Regions from separate parts of the Homo sapiens genome. Here regions 2 and 3 are each linked to region 1. Evidence: chromatin contacts called from ENCODE Hi-C or POLR2A ChIA-PET data. All regions are on one chromosome and are shown on one strand. Each heading gives the region's core, a stretch centred on a gene start or an enhancer-like site at or near the end of the contact. The rest is flanking DNA. Distances are from core to core; before and after follow the strand shown. Region 1 holds the start of COQ8A (coenzyme Q8A). Region 2 holds the start of PYCR2 (pyrroline-5-carboxylate reductase 2). Region 3 holds the start of WNT9A (Wnt family member 9A).

Region 1 (2,563 bases), core at 25-2,524:
ACAGTTATGTATTTGGCGCTCAGTAAATCGGCACTTTACACAAGATAAGGTGAACATAGAGTGGAGATACTTCACCTTTAATCTGTAGCTATCTGCTTAGGAACAAAAGGAAAGGCAGTTGCATGACTCAGCTTTCAGTTTAATTTTTTTTCCTTTTGGCAGAGTGAATTTTCGTTTCACAATACCAAAAAAAAAAAAAAAAAAAAAGCGGGGGGAGGCTCAGAATAAGGAACAATCCTTTGGCTTGAGTATTTCATTTCATGAAAAACTAAATTGTTATTTCTTTTTTCCACAAGAACGATTAACAGAGCTGCAGACCAGTGTTTGGGGTCATCTGAGTGGAAATTGTCGAGCCGACTTTGGCTCATACGTTCCTTTTCTCGTTAAGGAGGGAGTGACGGGGCAAATCTGCGTGCTGCTGGTGGCGGTGCCTCCCAGGGCTGCTCGGCGGGGACGCCGAGGGCTGCACCCGAGCTCCATCCCGTGTTGGCTGCGCGCCCTCCAAAACCCCGGCTGTCAGCGACTGCGGGCACCTGCACGCCGACGAGACCGGCGGGCGGACAGCGACTCCGGTGAGGGTACTATCTCTCTACCCTCGGGGCGCGGGTGGCAGAGGCTTCCTGTTTTGAGGATGGCGCCACACAAAACAAGCATCCTTAGCCTGAAGGGCCCCGGCCGAAGGGCCGGAAGTGGAAGTGCGCGGCCTTGCCCGCCGCGTTTCCCCTCCTCGGAGTGCTTTTTGTGGACCCTGGGCAAGGGGCTCTTGCTACATAGAGAGGAGCAAAGAACAGGCATCGCCCGGTCCTTAAAGCGGCGGCACCCTCCACGCCCCGCAGTCGCGTCTGCTTGGTCCACAGCCTCCCCTCCCAGGCCCGCGCAGAGGCCCAGCAAGCACCAGTCTGGAGGCAACAAGCACGCAGGGGTGCCTTTGCGGCCACGCACACTGCATCGCAGTGAAAAAGGCTCCCGTTCTCAAGGCGCATGCGCGCAGGCCAGCAACTCCAAAGCCAGGCCTCCAGCCCCGGTTTGCTAGAGAGAAAGGTAGCCGGGAGGTGGGGAAAAGGAGAACAGGAGGGCCCTGTCCGCTAAGGTAGCCTCCCATTGGCTCCTCTTGCTCCGCTCTCGGTCGCGATTGGCTACGGGCCGGGAGCACGGGCCGAGCACGCTCCCACGCGCAGAGCGGCATTCGGCAGGCGGACGGCGGTGCAGCCAATGGGAGCGGCCCGCGGGGCGGGGCTTGTGAGCTGGGGCTCCCCCGGAGCGGGCGAGTTGGTAAACAGATCCGGAGCGCGTGGCGGGCGTCAGCGCGGTGGCCAGCGCGCAGAGGCGGGCGCGGAGGCGGCTAGAAGGTGACCGCGGATCCCAGCTTCCTGCAGCCAGGTAAGGCTGCCACCCGCCGGCCCGCCGCGTGCCCAGGCGCCGTCTGGCTGCGGCCAGAGCTGGGGTCAACACCCACCTCAGCCCTTCTTGCATTCTCTTCATGTGACAGCGCAGCTTCCCCGCGAGTTTCGCTGGCCGCGAGCCTCAGGTCCGGACGCAGTGGGGGCGCCTCAGTTGCAGGGTGGGTCCTCTGCAGCCGTCTCACGTCCCTGGGTCCACCTCAGCCCCTCGTTCCTGCTTCGGGGAGGAGACGAGGGCCACGTGCAGAGCCTTGGGTCCCTGGAACACGCCCGCTGCTTGCCCGACCGCCTTCCCGCTGCCGAATGCCCGTTGCCCATGCCCTTTGGTCGCCAATACAGCTTTGATGCTTCGCTTTCTAATAATGTTGTTCTTCACTCCCAGACCCCCTTGCACTGTGTGTCTGGGGCTCTAGGCTCGTTGCCGCTGGCTGCAGGTTTGGGTGAGAACTTTGACTTCCTTGGCTGGAGCCAGCTGTTGGGCTTCGCAGGTGGGAATTTTGTGTGAACTTGGGACAGGGGATCCTTTTTGATCCTTTCTTCCTTTCGCTTTTCTTTGGCCTTTCCTCTTCTCCAAACTCTGGGGGGTCTTGTGAGTGGTTTGGGCTTACTCCCCTAAACTCGAACCTTTCCGAGGCTCATTCTCACCCATTGCACAGAGGTAACAGCCCCTCTGCCAAACCCTCTTTGGGCGATGGGGAGTGCTGCAGGGGCAGGTTTGGGTGTTGGGACTCCCCATTTGGGTGAGAGATGTCAGGTTCCTGAAGGGTGAGAGGCTTGTGTGCAGTCTTCCAGCCTGAGTCGGGCCTACAGCCTGTTGAAAAACTTGTGCACGTTCACTTGGGCCTTGGATCTACGTGACAGGATTGAGTAGCTGGTCATGCCAGGCCTACCTGATTGCCAAAGGATTTGAACATTCCTTGATGCCAGCCTGCCAGTTGTCACGCTGTGGATGGGTAGGTCATCCTGGCAGGAGGGCTCTTGGGAGACTCTTCTTTTGGAGGAAGGCCTTTCTCCCGAGGAGAGACAAAAGGGGAGCTACAGGAGCAGCATCTGTAAGACTCAGGCGGCTGGGTGCGGTGGCTCACGCCTGTAATCCCAGCACTTTGGGAGTCCGAGGCGGGTGGATCACCGTAGGTCAGGAGTTCGAGACCAGCCTGGCCAAA
Region 2 (2,563 bases), core at 20-2,519, 1.0 Mb before region 1:
GAACAGAACAACTAACTCACCAGATTCTTCCCAATATGCTCATTCACGACTCAGAATAACAGCAAAGTGGCCACTGTTGTAAATGAGGAAATAGCCTCAAAGTGGCTGAGTACTTTAAGGTCATACAACTCGTCTATTAAGAAAAATGGCTGAGCGCAGTGGCTCACCCCTGTAATCCCAGCACTTTGGGAGGCCAAGGCGGGCAGATCACTTGAGGCCAGGAGTTCGAGACCAGCCTGGCCAACAGTATTCTCTACCAAAAATACAAAAATTAGCTGCGCGTGGTGGATGCCTGTAATTCCAGCTACTCGGGAGGCTGAGGTGGGAGGCTGAGGTGGGAGGCGGAGGTTACAGTGAGCTGAGATCGCGCCACTGCACTCCAGCTTGGGCGACAGAGTAAGACCCTGTCTGAAAAAAAATTTAAAAAATGAGTATTTATTAGGTACCTACTATGTGCCAGGTGCTTTCATCACATAATCACCTCAGTTAATCCTCTACCACTCCAGTGTCTGGATCTGACCCCCAGTTATGTCTCCCTGGGTGTTCCCACCACATTGAGCTGCCCAAGAGAAGGTGGAAAGATTGTCACGTTCCTGGAGTAAAGGTCACCGCCGGCCAAAGACCAGCACTTGGGCGCAGGGGCCGGCCAGACTCACTTCATCTCAGGTCATCCTTTTCCTGGGCCTCCACCCGCTTCCCACTCCGCCCGGCTCCACCTACCCTGAGCGCGGACACCGTGGGCAGGTTCATTTCTGGGGAGCTGGCTATTATCTTGTGAGCCGACAGGATGCCTGCAGAAGACAGAGCTTTTCAACTAGGGGTCGCGGCCCAGCCCGTTACCACGCTTTCCCTGGCTCTAAAACCCAGAGCCGTCCTAACAGTGCCAGTCTCCCTCTCCCCCTCAACCCTCTACGAGGACAGAAGACGCACTTGCTGCTCAACCAGAGTCTCATCTACCCCACCGGACGCAAACTCCCCTTTCATTCGCTCATGCTGGTGGGACGGAGGCCCCCTCGGGCCTCGGGACCGCCCGCGAAGCCGCCTCCCGCCTCCACGCGCTTGCCTGCGGCCGTGAAGCCCCGCGCCAGAGCATAGGCCAGCTGGCCGGCCCCGATGAAGCCCACGCTCATGGTCCGCGGTTCACGCCTCCTGGGAGCCGCACGAACCCCCTCAGCGAGGGACCGGAAGTAACGCTAGGGGAAGGGCGGACAGCGCAGGGGCGAACGGGCGGCGTGCCGAGGACCGGCGAGCTAACAGCAGCTTCTGGGATGGTGCAACCCTATTCTCCCCCGGCGGATATCTCCCGGGCGGCTGATGGCGCCTTAGGCCACGTGGCCCCGCCCCGTCCGGGCGACCAATCAGTGGCCAGGATCTCGGGGCAGGCCAATCCGCGGCCCGAGCCAGGCCGCGTGCCCGCCTCCTCCGCTCGCGACTGGAGGGCGGAACTCCGGGCTGGAGTCCCGGAAGCCCCTGTGGCAGCTTGGCGTGAGCTCCAGGCGCCCGCCGGCCCAGGACGCCCGGCCGCCCCCACCCCCCCCCCCCACCCCAAGGCTGAGGTCGCCGTCCCTAAGCCACCTCGGGCTCAGGGCTGAGGCCTGGCCCAGGCCTGGCTAATATTATTTCTGGCGCTGGCCATCAGATGCCCCTCAAGGCCCACAGGAATTCTCCAGGTTGCCGATTTGCGGGGATGAACGAGGCCCTCCTGGCGTAGGTTCAGACCAGGTGGCGGCGAGGTTCAGACCAGGTGGCGGCGAGGCGGCACCAGGGTGGTCAGCCGCGGCTTATTCACTTGAACTTGAGTGTTTCTCGCGAATTTGTCCAAACTAGATACAAGAAGGACAAGTTCGAGTCTCCGACTCTTCCGCGATCCCGCACCCCCCAGCCCCTTGCTGTCACTTGCCTTTTTTTTTTTGAGACGGAGTTTCACTCTTGTTGCCCAGGATGGAGTGCAGTGGCACGATCTCGGCTCACTGCAATCTCCGCCTCCCGGGTTCAAGCGATTCTCCTGCCTCAGCCTCCCCAGTAGCTGGGATTACAGGCGCCCGCTACCACGACCGGATAATTTTTGTATTTTTAGTAGAGACGGGGTTTCACCATGTTGTTCAGGCTGGTCTTCAACTCCTGACATCAGGTTATCCGCCCGCCTCGGCCTCCCAAAGTGCTGGGATTATAAGCGTGAGCCACCGCGCCCGACCTGTCTCTTGCTTTTAAAAGCTCCACCAATGTGATGTTTCCTTTTCTATCAGTAGTAAATATAAGGGGCCGCAGGGAACAAATGACAGAAGTAGAGAGGAAGAAGGTGGCGTTCCTAGAGGACTCAGAAGAGCTGAGGACCCTTAGTTCCCATGGTCTCTCTGCTAGCTTTTCTAGTCCTTTCCGTGTAATGCACACCCCCACTCCCAGGCAAGGGGCTGCTTTCTGTGAACTTCCCTGAGCAAGTCCCCAGGCCCTCAGTTTGTGCACCCTTTAAAGTGAGGACCAAATATAATATTTACTATTAAGCAAAATAATGCTATGTTTTATTTATTTATTTATTTATTTATTTATTGAGACAGAGTTTCGC
Region 3 (2,563 bases), core at 25-2,524, 1.0 Mb after region 1:
AGGGAAAGTTTCCCATGAAAATATTTTATTTTCTTTGAGAACAGGATACACCTGCAGGGCTCCTCGGCCCAGGCGGCCTCTCCCTGCCCGGGCGGGTGCCAGATTCCTGGACCAACGGGGCCCTCTGCCGGCCAGCCCGCCGCGCGCTGGCGCTCAGGCCAGAGGGCCGGGAACAGGTGACCGGCGGAGGGCGGCGGCCCGGCTGAGGGAGCGGCCCAGGGCGTCCAGGTCGGGGGCTGGGATCCGAAGGCCAGCCAGGGCTCCCAGCGGCGGCGCTCGGGGTAGGAGGCTGGAGGGTGGCGGGGAGGCCCGGGGCGCTGCCTCGCACGGCGCCACCCTGCACCTCAGCGCGCCCAAAGCGCAGCGAGGGTCCCTGTAAAGGTCGCAGGACTGGGCATCCCAGACCTCAGAGAGGGGGAGGGAAGAAGGAAGGGAAAGAAAGGAAGAGAGAGACGCGCCGACAGCCCGGCAAAGCGCTGCTGCAGAGACACGTGAGCACGGGCAATGACACCGCGGGACGCCCCGGCCGGGCCCTGCGCTCCCGGCCAGGTTCCATGGACGCGCTCCCGCGGGCCGGGGCCCGGGCCACAGAGTCAGAAGCAAAGCGCAAGAAAAATAAATTCCTCCAGCTTGGAGGATTTCTCTCTTTCTCTCTCTCTCTCCGTTTGGGGCTCAGCGCGAGGAACATCTGGATTTTGTACGTATTTTTGTTATTGTTAAATTAACTTCTCGAGAAGAGAAAGGGGGGGAAGCTGCTAGGTGGGCGATGGCCAGGGGCTGAGGACTCAGGCTCCAGCCTTTTGGCAAGGACACGGCGGCCCAAGGAAGTCGGGACCTGATCCCAGTCCCTAAGCGCGAGGCAGTCCTGCTCACGGCGGCGACTACGACGACGACGACTCTGCGGTCACGGAGGACCGCGGCCCGGCGCAAGCCGGACGGGTCCACCCGCCTCTCTAGCCGTGCCGCGCAGCGGACGGAGCGACGCGCGCGCCGCAAACAAACAGCGCCAGGCAACCCGGCGGCCCCGCCGCGCCCCGGCCCCAGCCACCCCGGGTGCCTCGGGGACTCCGGACGACCCCGCCCCGGCCCCGCCGCCCCCGCCCACCAGTGCGCGCCGGCCGCCGAAGGCACCTACCCGAAGTAGGCGGCCGAAGGGCGCAGCGCGGCGAGCAGCAGCGTCAGCCCGAAGGCCGCGGCCAGCCAGCGCGCCAGCGGGGACCCATCCAGCATCTTGCCGCGCCTCGGCGGCCGACCATCGCGCTCCCAGCTCCGCGCAGGGCGCGCCGCGGCCGCCGCCCTCTTATAGCGCCCGGAGCGCGGCCAGCTGGGCCCGGCCCCGCCCCGCGCCCGGGAGGGGATCACGCCGGCGCCGGGGGCGGGCCGAAACCCGAGCCGCGCGCGCCAGCCCGCCAGCCCCTCCCGGCCACTCGGGGCCCCGGCCGCCGCTCCCGGCGCGGGTCTCGGGCGCGCCCTGCCCGGCGGGGATGGAGGAAGGGGAGGCGGAGAGCGGTGGGAACCGAGGGCGGGGCGTGCGAGAACCCGGGGCGACCACGGCGGGACGGCATTGGGGGGCCGGAGGCGGGCATCGGGAAGCGGGTAGAGCGTTGGGGGCGCTGCAGTGGGAGCTTGGGGCGGCCCCCGGGGCGGGATTGAGGGGGAGGGGAGGGGAGGCGTTGGCCGCCGGGCTAGCCGCCGGCGGGGCTCCAGGCCGGGACGGTCGGGGATGGTTCCACAGAGGACCCAGCCGTCTGCCCCGAGCTGGGCGCTGCGCGGCTGCTCCGGGGGAAGCTTGGTGAGGAGGAGTCGGGCCAGCCGGTGATGCCTGCGCCTCTTGCGCATGCTGACCCCCTCAAGGAGCGGGGCCAGAGAATCGCTCCTTTCTGGCAGGGACTGTGGCCGCTTTCGGCCTGGGAATGAAGCGACGTAGCCTGCTGGGGCTGTGAGGTGAGTAGCTCTACCTTTTGGGGTCCTGATGGTCTCCCCATTCTTAAATTGTGGGAGTGGAGCTAGCGGCTAAGTCAATGAAACACCAGCCATCGGGCAACGCCCTTCTCAGAGCCTGTGTCCTGGCCGGGACGGGGAGAAAGAGGACTCCTGGGATGGAAGGTGCACACCCAGGCAGCTGGAAGCGCTCAGTCACAGCCCGGGGACTCGTCCCCTCTGCGATACGGATTCGGAGCTGCTTCTGAAGCAGAATGGTGTCAGAGGACCCAGAGCTGGCATTAGGATACAGGTGCACACATTCCAGACAGACCTGGGGGTGGCATCCAGGAGAAGGCTTATAAGTTCCCTGGATGGGGCCTCTGTGCCATGCAACAAGGGACACAAGAACAGGGCTTGGGGTCCAGGCTGGCGGTGGCATGCCTGCCACCTGCAGACCCTGGTCAGTGCAGGATGGTGCCTCCAACACGGGCTAGGCTGCCAAGGCTGAGGACACAGGGCCAGCGAGCCTGCCCAGCCACGTGCTGCAGGGGCCTCAGAGACCTGGGCTGCGGTGCCAGGTCTCTAGGCAGTGCCCTCTGTGCCTGCAGGGACTGATTCTGGCACAGTGACCGCAGAACCT

The links. A loop is a pair of places that touch in the nucleus more often than their neighbours do. ChIA-PET counts read pairs that join two places held with the same protein, here RNA polymerase II (POLR2A). Pooled maps may share reads with other maps.
Region 2: a map of CD8-positive, alpha-beta T cell shows a loop between it and region 1 (5-fold over the local background). The contact joins the promoter of PYCR2 here to the promoter of COQ8A in region 1. A Hi-C loop is called at or near these places in 1 of 168 maps with a recorded cell type or tissue (CD8-positive, alpha-beta T cell) and 7 of 50 pooled maps. POLR2A ChIA-PET finds 5 or more read pairs at or near these places in 1 of 52 experiments (RWPE1).
Region 3: a map of gastrocnemius medialis shows a loop between it and region 1 (12-fold over the local background). The contact joins the promoter of WNT9A here to the promoter of COQ8A in region 1. A Hi-C loop is called at or near these places in 1 of 168 maps with a recorded cell type or tissue (gastrocnemius medialis) and 7 of 50 pooled maps. POLR2A ChIA-PET finds 5 or more read pairs at or near these places in 1 of 52 experiments (activated CD4-positive, alpha-beta T cell).

Annotation. Positions count from the first base shown.
Region 1 is chr1:226,939,020-226,941,582 of GRCh38, forward strand. It overlaps COQ8A (coenzyme Q8A), which reads left to right and starts at 1,275. Exons shown (of 15, transcript NM_020247.5): 1 at 1,275-1,380. RefSeq lists enhancers at 1-636, 371-420, 611-710 and silencers at 981-1,290, 1,341-1,500.
Region 2 is chr1:225,922,981-225,925,543 of GRCh38, forward strand. PYCR2 (pyrroline-5-carboxylate reductase 2) reads right to left here and starts at 1,270. Exons shown (of 7, transcript NM_013328.4): 1 at 1,064-1,270; 2 at 721-791. The coding sequence starts at 1,130. RefSeq lists silencers at 867-996, 1,307-1,396, 1,537-1,616 and an enhancer at 1,167-1,816.
Region 3 is chr1:227,946,658-227,949,220 of GRCh38, forward strand. WNT9A (Wnt family member 9A) reads right to left here and starts at 1,275. Exons shown (of 4, transcript NM_003395.4): 1 at 1,136-1,275. The coding sequence starts at 1,230. LOC124904533 (a long non-coding RNA gene) reads left to right here. Exons shown (of 2, transcript XR_007066912.1): 2 at 45-646. RefSeq lists silencers at 97-206, 1,310-1,389 and an enhancer at 1,180-1,229.